Regions from separate parts of the Homo sapiens genome. Here region 1 is linked to region 2. The links are chromatin loops, found by intact Hi-C in ENCODE. Cell type or tissue: B cell. All regions are shown on one strand.

Evidence for each region. A loop is a pair of places that touch in the nucleus more often than their neighbours do. Peaks named below come from ENCODE experiments on the same cell type or tissue, not always from the same donor. Only the 100,000 strongest peaks of a DNase experiment are listed, where the experiment ranks them.
Region 1: it touches region 2 in a loop (10-fold over the local background); 3 of 110 quality-filtered maps call a loop at or near these places.

Annotation. Positions count from the first base shown.
Region 1 is chrX:78,751,757-78,754,256 of GRCh38, reverse strand. The region is part of intron 4 of LPAR4 (lysophosphatidic acid receptor 4); the gene reads right to left. Among named protein-coding and RNA genes, the nearest start is that of LPAR4, 5.3 kb to the right of the region's middle. In B cell, no CTCF peak of the experiment used is centred here; no DNase peak of the experiment used is centred here; H3K4me3 peaks cover 694 bases; H3K27ac peaks cover 1,914 bases.
Region 2 is chrX:78,554,597-78,557,096 of GRCh38, reverse strand. It overlaps the pseudogene UBE2V1P7. Among named protein-coding and RNA genes, the nearest start is that of RTL3, 100 kb to the left of the region's middle. In B cell, a CTCF peak has its summit at 1,528 (motif pointing left); a DNase peak (open chromatin) is centred at 1,536.

The sequences.
Region 1 (2,500 bases), 200 kb before region 2:
AGATCTCCCCAGTTTTCCATTCAGATTTTTTATGATTTCAATCATTTTATTTTTTATTTGCATTATGTTTAACTGACAAATCATAATTGAACTACATTTATGTAAGTACGAGGCGATGTTTTAATATATGTATACTACATGAGGTGATTATGTCAAGCTAATTAACACATCCATCCCCTCACTTCAGTTTTATGTTTCCAGGAACATATATATTACACCCACAGCAAGCAGCCTGCAAATGCCTGGCACTTCTGCTCTGCTGCTCTGAGTAATCAAACTTTGTGGGAGAGAAAGGACAGACAAGAAAACATTACATTCTCAATCCTGAAGAGAGGGCATGGGAAAACTGCCACTGTGGCCCTATTCATAGCTCCCATTGCTTGAACACACAACCACCTTTGCCGTCTAGAAGTGAGGGTGTGGCGCTGGGACTTAACACAGCATTAGAAGCAAGGAGTTCTATTTCTGACTCAGACACTGGTTCACTCTGTAACTTGGCTATACTCTCTCTCTTCCTTGTATAAACTTTACCTCTAAGCCTCACAGCTAAAGCTAGGAAGATTCAATAGGGCTTGTGAATTGCTTTATGAGCTTGCTAGTATTCGGCCCTACCTAACTACAGAGAAACATTATGTAAGTTTGTTTCTTCCTCCCTTCCTGAAACAACTGTAACTTTATATTTCTGTCTTTTTTGGTATACTGAAGTTCACATTAGGAACACATCCTTCTAGTGTCATGTATACCTTGTGCCTCAGAAAGCTCCCCTTGAGTTTCAGCCTTAACTACACAATTTACTCAAACAGGACAATCCAGGAGTGTGCCCTCAAGGTAATATTTCCCATACAGGTATGATTAAAAAACCAGAAAGACATTTGGCTCTTGAGATGATTCTGAAGAAGAATCAATATTAGCCTCTTTTCTTACTGGCTTCCTTTCTTTTGACTAAAAGAAACAGCATTTCTAACTATTAGATCTTCCTAAATAGCCAACATATTGTGCACTAAATAGAGGCAAAGGACCAACACTTGAGCTTCAGATGAAATGAAGAAGGAAAAATATATGCTGATGCAGTTAATTACATTTTCCACTGCAAGGAGCATTAAACTACTGTCTTCTGCAAACCTCTGCTCCCAATTATTCTGACAATTAATCACCTAAGGGTGTCAGAGAGTGTTGGGTAGCTGCATTTTTATTGACAATGGACAGGAAGCAGGTCCCGTGGAGGTTGACCAAAAATAAATCTGACCCTCAACTTTTAACTTCAATCTACACCTGGAGCTAATTCAGAGTGGCCACAATTGTTTCCTCTTTTTTAAAAAATTTCTAATGATAGTAAAATACAGGTATACCATATTTGGGGTCCTTAAGGCTCCTGGAAGAAGTAAAGTTAGCCTTTTGGCCCTATAAGGATAAATAACCAAATCACTTCACTTCATGAAGTGCTAAACTTTCAGATCATACATTGAAAACAAAGCTCCAACTTCTGGCATAAATATGCCCGGTACCCTAGAAAAGCTGACTTGCTTTTGCTCCCTACAGAGGACAGTCCAGAGCTCAGGAAGACAAGGCCTTGAAGGCAGAGTATACTAAAATTATTTTTGCTTTGCTCCATTTTTAATAAGCGCAGGCCAGGTCAGAGTGCTTCTGATCCCCAGAGCATTTCCTTGTTCTACTCTGGTCAAAGTTTATGAAAGTTGACACAATAGTTTTCAGAGGAAGATGAAATCTATTGTGTTCTTATGTATAGATACTTAGCAGTGAAGCAGATTTAAAAATACACAAATGTTGTGAAAAATACAGCTCAAAACAATCCTGCTGGAGCGATAGGGAATATGTTCAGACTGTTGCTTCTCAAATTAGTGGTTTCTAACAGATAAGACTCTAGGTCAAGTCACAGGCATAGGTCACACTCATACAGGTTTTATATCAGTGTTCCTATACATTGGTTGATGCTTCATAATAGTTTTTGAAACAAAACCTAGCTTTATGGCATTCCATATGGAGGGAACCATAGATAAATGTTTCACTCAAGAATGGAGCTAGGAAATTGATCTAAATCAACCTCTTTTATTTTTGATGCAAGAAATAGCCTTTTAAAAGTGGCTTATCTACACCTAATCTGGTTTTCACTAAGATTATTAAGGCTGCTTTGTCTCTCCATTTTATTTGAGGAAAACAGGAAACTGATATGGGCCTCAATTTGATAAAATCCTGTTCTCAGTGATTAACTTGATATTTTTTTTTCTTTTCATCAAAAAAGAAAAAAAATACTTCAGTCTCTTATTAACACTTCACTTGATAACACAGTCCAATCTTTGGGAAATAATGTGGTCTGGTGCTCAACATGATGGGGCCAAAGATTGCATCAGCCCTACTAAAGTAGAATTTTCCCTAGTACTTAGTTACAGAGTAAGAAAACTACAGGTAAATTGCTCAACCTAATATTATAAAATTGTCTTGAGTCTTGAGACTCAATATCTCATCTCAGCAGAAGCCCCAG
Region 2 (2,500 bases):
ATGAATAAAAAAGTGGTACAGATACAAAATGGAATATTATTTAGTCATATAAAAGAATGAAAGTCTTTCATTTGCCAAATATGGATGAACTGGAAGATATTATGTTAAATAAAATAAGCTACACGCAGAAAAACATATATTACATATTCTTATTTACATATTTAAGCCAAAATACATACATTTAAAAAATGCAAATAAAACATTTCCAGACTCTCTAAAATTGTTTTTATGAAAAAAAAAATTCTTCAGAAGATATCTTAAATCAGTGACTTTACAGGTTCCCTTTTCTAGACTATTTGCCATAGGGAAATAGTCCAAAAGAAATGTCTACAAAAATTAAATGTATGAAAGTCTAATAATGTAGGAATTTCAGAAGGTAGAACTTTTCAAAAAATGTCAAAAGCTCTGAAGGTAGTGTAGTTTGCAGATAATTTGAAAAAAAACTATCATTTTAAATATTATAATTTTATACCTAAAAAATGAAAAAGGTAGCACTGCTTTGCAACATAAATACAAAAATAAAGCCTGGCAAAATCTTCCTGACTAGTGGGGGATATGAAAAACATACAGCATAATTCGGGAGGTGAAGAGAAAAGTCCCTTTTGGCAAAAAATCTATATCAGAATTCTGATGGGTGCATGACATTTGTACTCTTATCAACAAGAGGCATGGGATGTTTAAGTGAGGAAAACACTATTTTACAGCGTATAGACAAAGTCTGTAATAAGGACAAAGCAGTAAGATTATATAAAGACTTTATATCTCTTTCCTCTAATATCAACTGTTTTTTTTTTAACCTAAGCTGAAGGGGCTATATGAGGTTTGGCAATAGTTTCTTCCACTAAGGCAGAGGTTCTTAATCCAAGTAATAACTTCAGAATACAATGAGCCATGTGAAATTGTATGCAAAATTTCACATAGATGCATGTACATTTTTCTGGGATGAGAATCCACAGCTTTTATCAAATTCACAAGTGGATCTGTATTCCTTCACTCAAAACATAAAAGGCGTAAGAACCACAGAACTGAGGGATCCTTTCTCCAATAAAGATTCATAGAATTCCAGAGCATGTGATATGCAACTACAAAAGTGAAATTGTCATTTGGAAGAAGGTAAAATTTTCTTAATTAAAAAGCACTAAATGATAAGGTTCCAAGAGCCTGTTGGTTTCCGCAATTGCAAAATGTCATCCTCCAAATTAACATTAGGTTTCTGTAGGAGGCAGCCATTGGTAAAGCCGTATTTAGAAAGCAAGTTTCCATGATGAAAGTTAGGACTCAGAAAAGATGGACTTGGTGTTTCAAGAGCTCACCAAGTAAATTTTCTAGAAAGAAAGAAAGAAAGAGAGAGAGAGAGAGAAAGGAAGGAAGGAAGGAAGGAAGGAAGGAAGGAAGGAAGGAAGGAAGGAAGGAAATATTTTACCCACATAATTTTCTGAAAGTGAACAATTTTTTTAAATTATTCAATTGTGACCCAACTTTTAATTTCTGATGCACATTACAATATCACCATCTTGTGGAATATAGTAAAAATGCATGATTTTAGGTGGCTGCTCAGTCAGTGTTTCTCAGTGTGGTCAATGAACCCCTGAGGGTACCTGAGACATATTCAGGGGGTTCATGAGGTCAAAATTATTTTCATAATAATATGAAGATGTCGTTTGTCTTTTCCACTATGTTGACATCTGCATTGATGGCTCAAAAGCAATAGTAGGTAAAACTTCACGCACCTTAGCATAAATCATGGCAGTAATTCCAAATCATAAATCAAATTCCAAGTCATCGTGTTTTTCACTGCAATGCATTTGAAGAAAAAAAAATCCAGTTGCACTTAAGAATGATTTTCATGAAGTAGTAAAAAAAAGTTTTAATTTGGGAGACAAGCTTGTAGGACTCACTAAACACGAATTTGCTTTATTGTAAATTGTGTTTATAAAAAAATTCCTTAGAGAACTACGGAGTCTATGCTAGTAGACATTTATGAACATAACAGATAAGAAGCTTGTGCTTTAATCTTCACTCTTTCCATTAGAATCCATTGTGTTTTCTCATTTCTAAAATGGGGATACTCCTAGAAGTTGTTGCACTGTGTAGTCATAATAATTAAAGGCTGGATATAATGGCTTAGTAAGTACCAACTCTTCTAGTGTCTTTATGTTTCACCATGTGCCAAGAGTTTATTACAATATTTTACCTTGCCAGAAACTCTATAAAGTTGATATTATTTTCTCCCATTTAAGATGGGAAACTGAGACCAAAGAAAGTTTCAAGTCTCTTGCCTAAAGTCACACAGAAAAGTGAGTGGTAGAGGAGGACTTGAATTCAGGCAATTTTACTCCAGAAAAATAAAAGTCCCTTACAATTTCTGATTATTGGAAGAAATTAAAGAAGGTCATAAAGTAGTAGGAGTTGGCACAGTTAGCTGGGGGTCTAAAAATGATGAAGAGATAACACAAGATGGACAGAAGTTATAGTTGGGTCTCTACAAACAATTTATGAA